Regions from separate parts of the Homo sapiens genome. Here region 2 is linked to region 1. A link is a contact called in ENCODE Hi-C data. All regions are on one chromosome and are shown on one strand. The core of a region is the stretch at or near the end of the contact, and the rest is flanking DNA. Distances in the headings are between cores, read along the strand shown.

Region 1 (7,791 bases), core at 3,606-6,105:
CTTCAATAATGAAATTGCTCAAAGCCTCATTATGAATCAGTGAAGGAGTCACCAGAACAAGACGATATAAAAATGCAAAATTTGTCGTCACTCACAATGTGGTTATTTTAAAATGCACACATTCTGGTCCATGATATAGCCATTTTATTGTTGTTGTTTTTTACAGACAGAGTCTCGCTCTGTTGCCCAGGCTGGAGTGCAGTGGTGTGATCTTGGCTCACTGCAACCTCCGCCTCCTGGGTTCAGGCGATTCTCCAGCCTCAGCCTCCCGAGTAGCTGGGATTACAGGCACCCACCACCACGCCCGGCTAATTTTTGTGTTTTTAGTAGAGACAGGGTTTCGCCATGTTGGCCAGGCTGGTCTCAAACTCCTGATCTCAGGTGATCCGCCCAGCTCGGCCTCCCAAAGTGCTGGGATTAGAGGCAGGAGCCACTGCGCCCAGCCGATATAGCCATTTTAATGGTCAAAGGAAGACTGCTGGATTAACCTTTATGCTCCAGGAAGATGTACCATGTTAATCCTATGGCCTTACAAACTCCTAACACACTTGGTACTTCCAGTATGAGCAGCAGCTGTACGTGGTTTGGTAACTTTTTTTTGTACATGGTAAATAATCACAAACATATTCCTATCTCATTAATACAGTCTTCCATTACAACATCTTTTATGGCTGTATAATGCCTCATTGTGCGAATCAGTCCCATAGCAGGTTTAATCCCGTTCAAGGTTGCTTCCAATGTTCCTCTACCATAAACAATCCTGGAGGATCATTCTTGTAACTAAGTCTTGGCACACTCACAGAATCGCTAAGTCAAAGTATTTTGAAGCTTTTAAAGTTTTTATCACATACCAGCTTATCCTACAAGTAAGTGCACCTATTTACTTGACCATCAATGATATGTTTTGTCTTTAACAGTTTCACAGGTGAAAAAACGGCATCTCTACAAATTTAATCTGCATTTCTTTAATTACCAATGAGGCTGAACTTTTTTACCATGTTTCTTAACTATTTGTAGTAAACTGCCAATCCATGCCCTTTCCCATGAAGATTTTAAGCTCACAATCTTTATAACTCTTTTTAAATTTACAGATTCTGGAAAGAATCCACACCCAGGAAATTATCAGAAATACAGAAAGGATGAAAAGTGAAAATCAGTAAAGGCTGAGGCTACAGGACAATATAACATGAAGAAAATCTTTTAGTTATTCAATTTCAGAATCACAAAACAGCCTTTTAAAAAAGTAGACATAAGCAGACTACATAAAGATGTGCAGGATCCTTTATAAAATACCTGTGGGTTGCTTCCTCCATTCCAGACATAACCCTTGGCGAGTTTTCCAACTCCTTCATCCCAGTCCCAGTCATCATCATCATCGTCATAACCCTCCTCCTCCTCATCTTCTATTTCACCTTCACCATTCTCATTCACATTGTCTTGAAGGTCTTCAAACAGAATGTCATCCTTCTCTTTGACTGTCTTCAAGTCTCTGTTTTCACTAGAAATAACAATGTTTTATTATTTCATAACAATATTTCCACATACCCTAACTGATCTCACATATTTATGATGTAAGATATTAAAATATTGATAAATCTAAAAGATTATATATTTATATAAAATACACCTTCCGATAAGCTCCATCTCCTTAAAACCATGTTCTCCTGTTTTCCAGTTCTGTTGCAGTTGTTTGCTCATTCTCCATGCCCAAAGCCTACTATTCAAGAAGCACATCAAGTTAAATCTGCTTCTGCCTTGTTAAAGTTAGAAATTATATTGTTATCTTCTCTGCTGAATAAACAACTCAGACCAGTATACCAGACTTGACTCTAGGAAAATCATTCGCAGAGCTGCTTTAGAAAATCTCTAGGAAAATCTTTCTGTAAAACAAGAAAAAAGAAAGGGGGAAAAAAGGCTGGTGCAGCGGTTCACACCTTTGATCCCAGCTACTCGGGAGGCTGAGGCCATAGGATTGCTTGAGCCCAGGAGTTCACGGCTGCAGTGAGTCATGATCGTGCCACTGTACTCCAGCTTGGGCAACCCTGTCTCTAAAAAAAATTGTAATTAAAAAAAAAAAAAAGCTTTCTGACAAAAAATTTGGGAATAAGTCTAAGGCAGTCTTACTTTGAACTCGATAACACTTTGCAATAAAAGAAGTTACATCAAGATTTGTGTTCCACAAAGAAATCCAAATCATCCCTGTTCATGATGGGAAGAAATGGTGAATACAGGGACCAGGCACTACAAATGAGAGAAGTAGGCTGCACAATAGAAGTGGGGACTGGCAAACTGGGAGAAGAGGTCCAAGGTAAAGGGAGCACAACCAGTAAGGGCTTTTTTTTTTTTTTTTTTTGCCATATTAGAATTCAGGCCTAGTGTTACCAGATCTTAATTTTTCAAGTGAAGCTGTAAGTCTGGATTTCTGTGTAAAATCTATCCCTTCACTGGCATAGTCAATTTTTACAAATAATTGTGCATACCAAACAAAACATGTCTGCAGGCCAAATTCAACAGAGGACTCAGTTTTTACCTCTCATGTACAGAAAAGGACAGAAACCATAAAAAAGCAGCTGATAATATGAGATACCAGCTGAAAAACAGACGAGTTTAAGTAAATTCAGATTATCAATCCCAATTTATTAATTAGCCATGGCTCTGAGGGTTCCCCGTGGACATGTGGAGGAAGAAAACAGACAATCATCAAACACTTGCTACTTACCAGGACTTCATACATATGCTCCACAGATTGATATATAATTGCCTAGAGTGGCATGTTAAAGTTGTAACTTTGCCAGATAATTCTTCGTTGTGGGGGACTGTCTTCTGCACTGTAGGATTTTTAGCAGCATATCTCTGGCCTCTACTTACCAGATGCCACTAATGTACCACCACCCCCAGCTGTGACATACAAAAACGTCTCCAGAAATTGCCAAAAGTCCCCTGGGTAGAAGTCGGGATGGCAACATCTTCCCCAATGGAAAATCACTGGTGTATCCTTACAATACCCTGGGGTGGATGGTAAATTAGTGCCCTCTCATTACCATTAACTACCCACTAGCTATGCTGGCTGTGTTTCTTCTGCTGCTTTTCTTCTCTAAAGCTTTTTGTACACTTCTCCGTAACCATAAAACTGGAATGCCCTTCCTCTTTCTCTGGCTAACCCCTACTCATCCATCAAGTATCAGCTCACTATCACTTGCTCAAGGAAGTCTTCCCTATTTTTCCCCCACTTCTCCTTTGTACTACTTACCCAATTCGAATACAAATAGTCTAATTATTTAATAATATCGGTTTCCCCTGCTAGGGTGCAAGCTCTGTGTCATTCAGGATGGTATTTACCAATGCCTCCCTACCACCTAAGACTAGATCTGACTCACAGAAAGCATTCAACATACATATATTTATTGAAAACATCCCCAATAATTAACAAAATCCGCATGTGATGAATCCTTACTGTAAACATAAAGTACAAGCTGTTTTCTTGGAATTCCAAAATAACTCCAATATGTTTCATTTTGCTTTTAGGCAGGAGTTATCCTTCATCCCTCTTTCCCCAGACTCCACGTCCAGTCTACCACCAAACGCTGCCACTTCTACCTCCAAGACATATCTTTAGGATCTGGGCTCTAGTCCCCACCATCTTTGAATCTGATTACCTTATTATTTTTGAACTGGTCTCTCTGTTCCACTCCCACCCTCCATGAACATCATCTACCTAGAAAGAATGATTCCTTTAAATCACCAAGCAAATAATGTCATTCTTCTGCTAAAATCCCTCCTATGGCTTTCCATAAGACCCACATTAATATCTGAACTTTTCACCATCACTTGTAAAGGTCTCCATGATCTGGCCCCCCTTCTTACTTCTCTATCACCCTACCAATCTTCTCAACTACCTCCACTGTGCTCTAGGCACTCTGGCCTCGGGGCCTTTGCTCTTGCTGTCCCTTCTGTGTGAAATGCTGTTCCCTCTGCTCTTGCCAGGATTAGCTCCTTGTCATTCAAATCTGGACTTAACCTTTCCCTACCCATTCAGTCACCACTTGGTATATCAAACGATTTGCATAGTCTACATCATTATTTGGTTTTTAAATGGTGTGCCCTCTCTTTCACGTAGAAGGTAAAGTTCCATGACAGCAGGAAGTTGGTTCTTCTTGTTACCTCCGGCGCCCAGGACAGAACGTGGTACATATTAAGTGCTTAGTAAGTATTTGTTGAACGCTAAATGTGGTTAAAACGCAAAAACCCATGTTTCCTAATCGCTATCCCCAACTCTGCCTCCCAGTGACGCTAACCGACCTGAGAACCGCAGACTCCCTTGACAAGTAGCTTTCACTTAACTCTGCCGCGTGAACTGGGAGAAAAACCCAGCTGGGATGCAGAAACAGGCAAAGGGTTGTCAAGAGAGACGCTGAGTGATGAACCACTAGTCTCCCTCTAAACCGCAAACAAGAGTCCACACCCCAAGGGGGCGGTCAAGGAGAGAGCCGTACCCAGAGCCAGGGCACTGTACGGCCGCCTACCTGTCAGAGGAGTCCGCGTCGTCGAATTGCCCGGGGACCACCCGGCTCATGAGAAGCCGCCGGTAGTCCATGACTGGAGAGCGCCGCCGGAGGCCGCCGCTCTGCGATGGAAAGGAACGGCTCAGACGGATGTACCCACGGCCGATCCAAAGGCCTTGGCGTGGATATCCGCCTTGCAAACCATTCAGAAGCCAACAGTGGCCACCACGTGCGACGGGAAAACGGGACCGACAGATCCACCACCCTGCCACCCCAACCGGAAGCCCCTCACCGCCTCGCCCGGAAGTCTGACTTGAGCGGAAGTCCCGCCCCTGCGCCGAGCTGGGAGTCCGGAGCTCTCTGGATGGCGCGCTGTATAGGGCTGTGGATGTTCTGTGCTCTCAGGAAGGCGTGTTGAGTAGCCGGCACGGCGAGGCCCGTGCTGGCCGTTTCTTCCCGGAGTTTTCGTTTCTGTACCCCACTTTGTGTTTACTGCGGCAGGAGGCGCCAGCTAGCCCACAGGCTGTTCGGCCTAGGGGGTCGTACCTTCCTAACTTCACCACTCTCTGGGAAGACACCGCACCCACAGTAGGGTCGCTCGGGCCTCGCGGGCTGCACCTGTCTCTGCGGAGTTCCCCCGGCGCGGGCGGACGTCACACAGGGGCGTTCCAGCACTCCGGGAGCCCGATTGCGAGTTTGTGAGAGTCCTTGGTGGAGGAGGTTGGAAAGCGTTCTCCCTCCCACAAAACCCGGTGCAGAGGGAGGGAGAGCCAGGTCCGTAGCGTGGGTCCAAGAAACTATGGATCCTGGAAGTGAGCACACTTTTGTGTCTTAAAAAGTTTGGTGTCTCGTTTTGAGGTGAAAAATGAATGAGATAAGTGCTTTTTAAAAAGGTAAAGTTTGTCTTACAACTGAAAAAGCTTTTAAACAAAACTATAGTTTTTGCGAGTAACTCCCGTGACACCTCTTTTAACTCCTATCTTAAAACAGCTTTAGAATGTCTCTGGAACATCTATTCAAACATTTGATAAATATGTTAAAAATCCAACATAAACCTGTAAGGACAAATGAAAGATGGAAAAAATAGTCTAACTTTAAATTAAAAAGGTAAACTGGCAGATTGTGCAGTGCCACATGAGGGATGAACAAAGTTGTAGAAATGTAATTGGAAGTGCTGGGTTCACAAACAAGAAAACTAAGAAACAAGGCCTTTGCGCTTTTTTGCATTGGGAAAACAAAGCAAGAATTTTTCAGATCTCACCACAATCCAGGCAGCATTATTTGAAAGACAAGGGAGAAGTGAGCATAAAGTTGGGCCTTTCACTGATCCTGACTGGTCTGCTTGGCTTACTTTTTTATATTTTACCAAGTGATGACATAGGTTTGAAAACAACTAATTTTCAATAAACTATTCATTCAGAAATTCAATAAAAGAATCCAGGCAGATGAGTAATGACTATAAATTGAAAGAGCTTGATAGAAATAAGTCATTGGAATGCAGGTTTTATTCAATCAATATTTGCTGTGTAGACAGCACTGGTCCATTTGCAGTAGGGGATATTGGAAAGCCCTAAGTATGCTCCTCTCAAGACATTTATGATCTGTAAACACAAACACTAACACCCTTGAAACAGTGGTGAAGCTCTAAAACAGTAAACGAAATCACCAAGTGCTGAATTGTAAGATAGAGATTTAGAGACTGAAGACATTGTAGGAATTTTGAAAATAGATGAATGGGTAGATGGGAAGGTTTTAGGAGAGAAGCACGTGCCAGGGCAGATGACTGAAGCTTAATTCGTAAGGAACATTATCTGTCTGCAGGGAAATGAGCCTGATCTGAGTAGAGCAGGGGAGTACCGGGTAGGGGATGTCACTCCAGGCTATGGATGGCCTGGAAGGACAAAAATTTATAGAATCAATGTGAGTGGCCATCCTTTCCACTCTCAGCTCTGGAGCTCTGGACAGGCCTGAGGAAGTCAGGAGAATATGGACCAGTGTGGCAACATGGGATGGAAAGAAAGCACAGGTTACTGAAAGACTTTTTTTTTTTTTTTTTTTTTTTGAGATGGAGTCTTGCTCTGTCACCCAGGCTGGAGTGCAGTGGGCCATCTCGGCTCACTGCAAGCTCTGCCTCCGGGGTTCACGCCATTCTCCTCCCTCAGCCTCCAGAGTAGCTGGGACTACAGGCACACGCCACCGCGCCCAGCTAATTTTTTTTTTTTTTTTTTTTTGTATTTTTAGTAGAGATGGGGTTTCACCGTGTTAGCCAGGATGATCTCGATCTCCTGACCTCGTGATCCGCCCGCGTCGGCCTCCCAAAGTGCTGGGATTACAGGCGTGAGCCACCGCGCTCGGCCCTGAAAGACATTTTTAAAGGAGACATGGACGGGACTTGGTATCTGAATAGCCATGCATGATGAGGTAGAGGGATGCCAAGACAAGTCCAGTTTTCAAACACATGTACCTGAGGGAATAGGCGCAGTATAGGAAAGTGAGGAGGGAAAACAGTTACAATGCTGGGTTTGACTTGGTAGTGAGGTGTTCAAGTGGAAGGTATCAAGTAAATAAAAATCCAGGATTTTGTGGAAACTATTAGGTCTCTGATAATATTTTGTAAATATCCTTGATTAAATAACACAGAGATCCCTTCACTTCTAGGTCCAAAGCCTTCTAGGGAGTTATTGGATAGTAGCCAATACTGTTTGTTTTTCTCCAAATCAGTATTTACTACCATACCAAATTACGGTATACTCAGACTAAAATTTTTAATTTTTCTAATAACTTGACAAATGACATTTCAAATAAGGGCAGTGAACTTTGCTACTTTCTTAATGAGAAGAGGGATAGGGAAAAAACTTTTTGTTTATACCTACTAATAGACACATTTTTTTTTTAAAGAAGTCTTCTATTGTTCAACAGTTATGAACAAGGACTATCAAAAATTTTGGTCATCACCTTCAGATCCTGTACATTTTGAAGTGGATACTTCTCATGAAAAAGTAGAAAGCATGTCAGAATCGGATACCATGAATGTCAGCAATCTTTCTCAAGGTGTAATGCTTTCACATTCTCCAATCTGTATGGAAACCACCGGCACCACTTGTGACTTGCCTCAGGTGTGCATTGCTTATAAGTTCCAGGAGGCTCAGATGTATTCAGAATTCACATTGTCTTCCATATGAAAATTTCTTCAAAACTATAAGGAACAATAAAACAATATTCGGTGGACACATAAAGGAGGGGAATACAGGGTCTGGTTTTCCCAGTTTCGCTAGCGTAAGATACATTT
Region 2 (7,791 bases), core at 2,116-4,615, 520 kb before region 1:
TGACTTGTCAATGTGGACATCTTCAGTGACTTTGAGAAGACTTGGTGTGTGGCAGGTTTGAGAGTCAGAGTGGCATGAGCTGAAGGATGAATGGAAAGTGAAATACAGATAATTTTTTTTTTTTTTTTGCTTATACACTGATGAAAATGGTCCAGTAGGAAGGAGTGATGAGTAACTTGTGCAGGAGAGAAAGAGAGGAGCTGAAGAACAAAGCCTTTGAGCAGGGAGCAGGGAGGGCATATGAGATTCCTAGGGCTGCTGTAACACCACACTCTTGGTGGCATAAAACCACGTACGTTTATTCTCTTACAGTTTTGGAGGTCAGAAGTCCAAAACCAGTTGCACTGGACTATAAATTGTCCACAGGACTGCAGGTCCCTCCAGAGGCTCTGAGGGGGAGTCTATTTCCTTGCTTTTTCCAGCATCTAGAGCTGCTTTTCCTGGCTCTTGGCCCCTTCATCTTCCAAACCAGCAGTTTAACATCTTCAAATCTCTTTCTGCTTTTGTTACGTCGCCTCCGGCTGTGTAGTCAAATTTCCTACTGCCCCTCTGTTATGAGGACACTTGTGATCACATTTAGGACCCACCGAGATAATCCAGGGTAATCTCTCCAGCTCACGACCCTTAATTTAATCACACCTGCAAAGCCTTCTGCCATATAAAGAAACAATCAGATGTTTCAGGAATTAGGACCTGGTTATCCGTGAGGGGCATTATTCTGGAGGACTGGGCTTTGCTAGGCAGGGATATACTGACTTGCTCCTTTGTGGGCAGAGGGAAAGGCGCCTGTGCAGGGGTGTGTAGATTTGGCGGGGGAGGGATAAGGGAGCTCATGCTTTTGGCTTCATTTTTCTCAGAAACATGAGATAAAGCTGGCAGCTGAGAGGATGGCGACTGACAGGGTGGGGTGGGGAGAGGAGAGGAGGAGCAGTGTCAGTGGAAGTATGGAAGCATCTCAGAGAGTGGGGCAGCACACTGCCTAGGCAGAGGTAGTCAGTTTTAGGGCAGGGGTGAGGAGGAATTTAAGGCTTATTTTTACCAGTGTGAAGGAGACATGCGGCTTGACTGTGCGATTTTTCTCCAGCAGAGTCTGGCTACCTGGTTGAAGGCACAGGGAACCCAGAGAGACAAAGCTCACCAGCATCTGTGGGGAGAATGTGGCAGGGCAGGAAGTGAAGGGTGAGACTCCATGGGCTGTAACTTGGCCAAGAGGCAAGAGAAGACATAGCAGTCTGTTGGGCTGCGAGGGGATTGTAGAAGATGGTGGGGTGGGTAGCTCAGAGGTCATGATGAGAAAGAAGCATTGCAGAAATGGGTTTCTTGAGCAAACAGTCGAGGAGGTGCTGGGCAGAGTGGATGCCTTCAGATTTTGGAGATGGTGCAGATGCTGGTGATGACAAGTGCTAGGGTCTCCCTTTTGGGTGTGAGTTACTGAGGGAAAGGTAGATGGAGCATCCACCTGGATGCTGAAGATGCCAGGAATGAAAGACAGGAAAGGGGTGGCCAGGAACACTGTGAGCCAGGAACCAAAGTCTTCACTGAACCAGGAAGAGTGATGTGGAAGAATGACAGGAACTGGCAGGGAAGAGGGTGCCATGCCCAGTGGCATCAATTTAAGGAGTACTGAAGGTTTTGTAGGATTTGGAAGGAGCAATGGGGAACCAGGAAGGCATCAGCTTTACTTCCTGGCTCTGAGGGACTCCAGGTGTGAAAGAATGAGCAGCCAACACTTGAGAGAGCTCCTAGAACTGTGTTTCAGTTAAAAACGAAAGACACTGATGCTGTAAGAGTGTATGGCGATGCTTGTGGGAATTTCCCAACAGCACCGTGGAAGGGTTTGGGAGGTTTGAGGTGTTGGAGAACACAGGGATTAGAGTTTGGCAATAACAGTTATTGGAGAGAATCCCTGGATTTCTAGTGTTGAGTGAGTTTCACAGGGACACAAAGCATGATGCAACCACATCACGGAAGGCCTTGAATGGCTGCCCCAGGCATGACTATTTCACCCCATCGGCCAAGGCCATGGGGACAGTGGTGGCGTTTTGGTCCAAGTTTAAGCAGCAAACTGTCTTGGTCAAAGGCAGGCTTTAGGAAAATTAATTTTCCAGCCATGTGAATGAAAGAGACTCTTAGAAAGCTACTGCAATAGGCCAGGCTTAGTCTCCGTTCAGGGTATGAACACTGAGAATGCTGGAAGGAAATCATGGTTACAGGAAATGCGGTTGAATTTTGAGACACACGGGAAAAGAGCGAGCAATACAAGATGCCTCCCATGTTTCAAGCTTAAGTGGCTGGAAGAACAGACTTTGGAGGGAGATTGATGGTTTTGGTGTTTGGCAACCCATGGTTAAAGGTTCATAAGTGGCTGGGCCTAAGGCGGGAGCAGAATAATGACAGGTGAGACAGTGGGCGCGTCCCCTGTTGCCAAGCCAGGAGTTAACTACCTGGGGCTTCCTGGATTGAGGATAATCAAAGAGCAGGCAGGATCCCGGAGAGCAACCCGGTGATTCTAATTTAGCTTCAGATCCCCGGGGTAGGGCTGGAGCTTTCGATTACCATCTGCTGTAAGGTGTGTGTGCAGGTGCGAGTTATGAGTCGCTGGGCAGGGATGCCTTCGGGCCATTCCACAGGCTGAGTTCAGCCATAGCAGGCGTGCTGTCATTCATTTTAGTAACCGGCATAAATGAGGGCACAGTAGGACCCCAGTCAGTCCTGCTAGGTGCCTTCTTGTCTAGAAGAGGCCGCTTTGACTTTCTTTCCTCTTCATCCCTGAGTTGAGGCCGGGCAGGGGTAACCAGCAAGGGGTTCACTTGGGAAGCGGGTTTCATCACCCCTCTGAGCCCAGGTCGAGAATCACAGTTGAGCTCTGGCCAAGAATCTAACTAATTCAGGTGCAAACCCCACCGTCTTTTGCCCGATTTCCTATATTCTGCTGACAGCAGCTCTCTCCTTCCTTTGGCCTGAAATCGCGGGGTGCTTGTGTGAGCTGAGATTAGCCGAGGCTGACCTGCCCCTCCGTGGCTTCCCGCTGGCCTCATCGTTACTTCGTGTGTTCACCGCCGCTCTGAGCAGAGCGGGCCCCTGGGGAAAGGGGTGCGGGCCTGGGTTGCGGAGGCGCAGGAGCCTCGCGGGATTGGGGCGAGCCGTCCCATGGCGGGAAGGCAGGAGGCCGGACTCGGAAGGCTCTCCCAGACTCGGTCCCTCGCTCCAGCCCTTCCCTGCCGGTGCGCGGAGCCGGGGCTCGGGCGGGTAGCGGTCGCGCGCCGGCGCGGGCGGGCGGGGAGAGGAAGGGGCGCGGCCTCTCCGGGGCGGGGCGCGGGGCGGGCGCTGCGAGGGGACCGGAGGCCGCGGCGAGAGCGCGCCCAGCCCCGCCGCGATGCCCGCGCGCCCAGGACGCCTCCTCCCGCTGCTGGCCCGGCCGGCGGCCCTGACTGCGCTGCTGCTGCTGCTGCTGGGCCATGGCGGCGGCGGGCGCTGGGGCGCCCGGGCCCAGGAGGCGGCGGCGGCGGCGGCGGACGGGCCCCCCGCGGCAGACGGCGAGGACGGACAGGACCCGCACAGCAAGCACCTGTACACGGCCGACATGTTCACGCACGGGATCCAGAGCGCCGCGCACTTCGTCATGTTCTTCGCGCCCTGGTAACGCCGCGCAGGCCGGCGCCCTGCCCCGCACTTGGCGCTTCGCGGGGCGTGGGGCGCTTGGGCGCCGCGGGCGGGGGGTCCCGGGGCCACGTGGACGCCGACGGCTCTGGTCTGCGGCGTGCGTGCTACGGGCGCGGGGCTCGGGGCTCAGGGGTGCGGGGTGTAATACTGGGGGCGCGGGGCCGGGAGCGCGGGGACCCTGCGGGTTCGGGGCTCCGGCTGGCGGGGAGCGGGGGGCGCGGGCGCCGCGGCTCGGGGCCGGGAGCCGGGGACTGCAGGGGACCGAGGGCTTGGGGCTCCGGGTCGGGAGGCGTGAGCTCAGCGGGCCGGGCACTGGCGGCTGACGTGGCGCTCGGCGGCCGGGGCGGTGCGGGAGGAGGGGGCGGACCCCTAGGGGACAGCCGGGAAAAGCCCGCCCTGCGCCGCGCTCCTGAATTCAACCGCCTCTTGCACCTCGGCACCGAGGGAGGGGAAGGTGGGGTCGTCGCCCTTTCGGGCAGCCGGGAGTCCAAATGTCACCCCGCGGTCCCTGCCCAGCGCCCCAAACTTCCTGTGCCGGCCGGACGCGCGGCCTGCCCGTGGGCCACGTGCACTCACCAGAGCGGCCTTGCTGCTGCCGCGGCCACCGGGGTCGGCTGGGACAGACTGCGGGCACGTCCCCTTCCAGAGGCTTTAACTGAAAAATAGAACCCAGGAAGGTGTGGTTTCCCACTTTGTGCGTCTTTTGTGGGATAGGAAGGAGTGGTCCGGGCAGAGGAGGGTTGCTGAGCTACCCCGGGAAGACCAAGGTAGTGCGAATTCTGGAACCCCTCCGCCCCCCTGCAGCTCAGGGTGGATGTAATCTCTGAACGGAGCCCACTGGTCCTCAACTCCAGGCTGTCCTGTCACCTCCCTGCTGCTCTCTCGGGTCCAGGTCACTTGTTATGTGTGAGATCGGAAAAGCCCCTCCGTTGAGCAGATGGTCCCTCTTGCTTTGGTTCTCTGGGCGAGGCTTTGGTGTGGGCCTCGCTGCTGACCTGAGAGACCCTACCCTGGCACTCATCCCACGGAAGAGCTTCCTGTCATTCACACAAGCATGTGCACAGCTTTCCTGCCAGTGCCGGGATGCCCCGAGGAAGGGAAGTGACCACAGGCCAGAGCAGAAAGCCATAATTTTAGGACACAAGACCTTTGAGAGGTTGGAATAGCCTGCAGGTTCTTGTTGCAGAACTTGGTATTCTTCCCCAGAGCTCAGTAGAGGCTCACTTGGGAAAGGGATGTAGGGAGGCATAGAGAAAAGGTACCCTAAGAAAAATGGCCAGTTCAGAAATTGTACCTTTCAAACTGGGAGAAACGTTTTTCTCTTAACCTTGTATTCAGGCTATTACTGCGTTTCAGTTCATTTGGAGTTAAATCAACTTTTAGGGCCACTGTGGGTTTATTAACAATGTGTATATGAAGTACATTATGTTTCACATTCCTAAGAACCAACTGACTCGAATTTTTACAACTCCAATGGTTTAGAAATTACTTTGTAACATAAAACAATCAGGCAGTATTAACAGTTTCTCTTTGTTCGGGAGTATTCTCAGCAACTATTTCAATTAAGTGTACTACTTAATTGGAGCCTATTTCAGTGGAATACATCTGTCGATGGGTTTTCTTTTTTCTTTCTTCATTATTTATTTATTTTAGAGATGGGATCTTGCTCTGTTACCCAGCCTGAAACCAGTGGTACGCAGCCGCAGCTCACTGTAGCCTCTAACTCCTGGGCTCAAGTGATTCTCCTGCCTCAGCCTCTGAAGTAGCTGTGACTACAGGCGCAGGTCATCACACCCAGCTTATTTTGTTGTTGTTGTTTTTGTTGTAGTTGGTAGAAACAGGGTCTCGCTATGTTGCCGGGGCTGGTCTCAAACTCCTGGCCTCAATCAGTACTTCTGCCCTGGCCTCCCAAAGTACTGAGATTACAGGCATGAGCCATCGCATCCCATTCTTTACTTTTTTTTTTTTTTTAAAGAAAAACTGACATGCAGATGTAATAAGTCCCCACAGTGCCAAAGGAATTTTAAGTTTAGAATCTTTGCAATAAATACCAGCTAGTCCTGGGCTGAGTGAGAGAAAACTGGCACATCTGGGCACTTGGTATTAAGTAAATTCCTTTTCCATTATATGTGGCTTGTAGACATTTAGCTGGATGCTTCCAGAATAATTAGCTTTATGTTGTTACTTTTTTTTTTTTTTTTTTTTTTTGAGATGGAGTCTTGCTCTGTTGCCAGGCTGGAGTGCAGTAGCGCAATCTTGATTTACTGCAACCTCCACCTCCTGGGTTTAAGCGATTCTCCTGCCTCAGCCTCCTGAGAAGCTGGGACTACAGGTGCGTGCCACCACGCCCAGCTAATTTTTGTATTTTTAGTAGAGATGGGGTTTCACCATGTTGGCCAGGATTGTCTCGATCTCTTGACCTCGTGTTCTGCCCGCCTCTTCCTCCCAAAGTGCTGGGATTACAGGCGTAAGCCACCGCACCTGGCATATTTGTTGACTTCTTGATAGTCTACTACAAATACTTAAACAGAGATATGTGGGTTTCTATGATGGTGTTTAAGTTGGACTTTTAAGAGGGCCCTTTCAGAAAACTGCAGATACTGCAGTAGGGCTCACGAATAGGCTGCCAGGAAAGGAGGCTGAGTGGGCGGCGAGTCAAATGGGAGGTCAGCAGGGGCAAGATCAAGTAGGACCAACAATACCTGGCACAACACTTTGGTAAGTTGTAAGGCTGAGAGCAAGGTGGTGACTCTGGAGGGGTCTATGCAGGAGAGGGAAGGAGGTCCTGGAGTGGTGAGCTGAGCGTTTGGAGCTCAGATAGAAGACTCAGTGGACTCCCCCTCAACACACACATACCTTTTTCCAGTTTCAGCTGCCGTGGAGTGGTGAAAGCCCACGTGTGATTAAGGGGCTGGGGCCCCTGTAACAAAAACATCAATCTGTGTATTTTTGCCCTGCACTTGGCTTCTGCAGGGTTATCCTGCTGCTGTAGATTTTTTGCCAACATCAGGTCACAACTTCTGTATGGCCAGTTTGTGAGTCACCCTGAACCTGGTGACAGTGAGGTCAAGATTTGGACCAGGTAGCTTTGCTCTACTTCTTGGCCACAGGCTACCTTCTGAGTGCAGCTGCCTGTCTCAGAGTTGGGTGCTGTAGCCGCAGGGCCGACTAGATAGCACCTGTGGCCCCATCACAGCCAGGAGCAAGGGCACGCCCAACTTGGTGATGGCCCAGAATGGTCAGTTTTGATTTAGCGCACCACAAACTTATTTATTGTTTATTCTCATTCTTAATCTAATCTTGTGTTTTCTCAAAAAAAAAAAAGGGAAAAAAAAAGCAGTAGCAAAACAAAACCTTGTCAAGATTGCAGAGGAGTTCTAAAGTTCCAGAATGAGCATATCTGATCAAAGTCCCCTGAAGGTCAGAACTGCCCTTGACAGTCCCTTAGGAAGGTGCCTTGTTGGACACCGCCCCAGTCAGTCAGTCAGTCCCCACTGCCAGCGTTTCCTCCAGCATTAGAACTATCATGGCTTCTTTGGTTAAACACCAAATGGACTAGTTCTCAAACCTGTGCCTTTAGACAGCAGGGTCACACTTAATGTAGTCGGAGAGATGCTCATGCCATGAGAAGCATGTAGGAACCAAGGCCTGCTGAGGAACAAAAACCTCACATCTCCCAGCTTGCACACACTTCAGGGTTCTGTGGGAATTGCCTTTTTTTTTTTCTTGTTTCCTTCTCCCCCGCCACATAAACTCACTTTGTTGAATCTACAGAAGTTAAATCTGCATGTATAGTTTCATTGTGCTTTTTTTTTTGTATCTGAGTATCTCATAAAGCAGGGATTCTCTTAGCTGGCCAAGAAAGTGCTGTTTAGGGAAGACACATTAACTTGAAGCAGACTTTTTCAGTGCTACCTTTAAGTCTGTTTTTCTTTTTTTTTTTTTTTTTTTTTTGAGATGGAGTCTTGCTCTATCGCCCAGGCTGGAGTGCAATAGCATGGTCTCGGCTCACTGCAACCTCCGCCTCCCGGGTTCAAGCGATTCTCCTGCCTCAGCCTCCTGAGTAGCTGAGATTACAGGCGTGTGCCACCATGCCCAGCTAATTTTTGTATTTTTAGTAGAGATGGG

What was found. Hi-C counts contacts between places; a loop is a spot of excess contacts on that map. Pooled maps may share reads with other maps.
Region 2: a map of CD4-positive, alpha-beta T cell shows a loop between it and region 1 (3-fold over the local background). The contact joins the promoter of TXNDC5 here to the promoter of CAGE1 in region 1. A Hi-C loop is called at or near these places in 2 of 168 maps with a recorded cell type or tissue (CD4-positive, alpha-beta T cell and naive thymus-derived CD4-positive, alpha-beta T cell) and 14 of 50 pooled maps.

What each region holds. Positions count from the first base shown.
Region 1 is chr6:7,386,806-7,394,596 of GRCh38, reverse strand. It overlaps CAGE1 (cancer antigen 1), which reads left to right and starts at 4,855. Exons shown (of 14, transcript NM_001170692.2): 1 at 4,855-5,395; 2 at 7,401-7,618. The coding sequence starts at 7,424. RIOK1 (RIO kinase 1) reads right to left here and starts at 4,789. Exons shown (of 17, transcript NM_031480.3): 1 at 4,524-4,789; 2 at 1,294-1,498. The coding sequence starts at 4,594. RefSeq lists enhancers at 4,117-4,903, 4,507-4,926, 5,057-5,106, 5,117-5,176.
Region 2 is chr6:7,906,362-7,914,152 of GRCh38, reverse strand. TXNDC5 (thioredoxin domain containing 5) reads left to right here and starts at 3,365. Exons shown (of 10, transcript NM_030810.5): 1 at 3,365-3,639. The coding sequence starts at 3,377. All of the region lies in intron 4 of BLOC1S5-TXNDC5 (BLOC1S5-TXNDC5 readthrough (NMD candidate)), which reads left to right. RefSeq lists an enhancer at 1,091-1,240 and silencers at 3,081-3,510, 3,881-4,000, 4,201-4,290.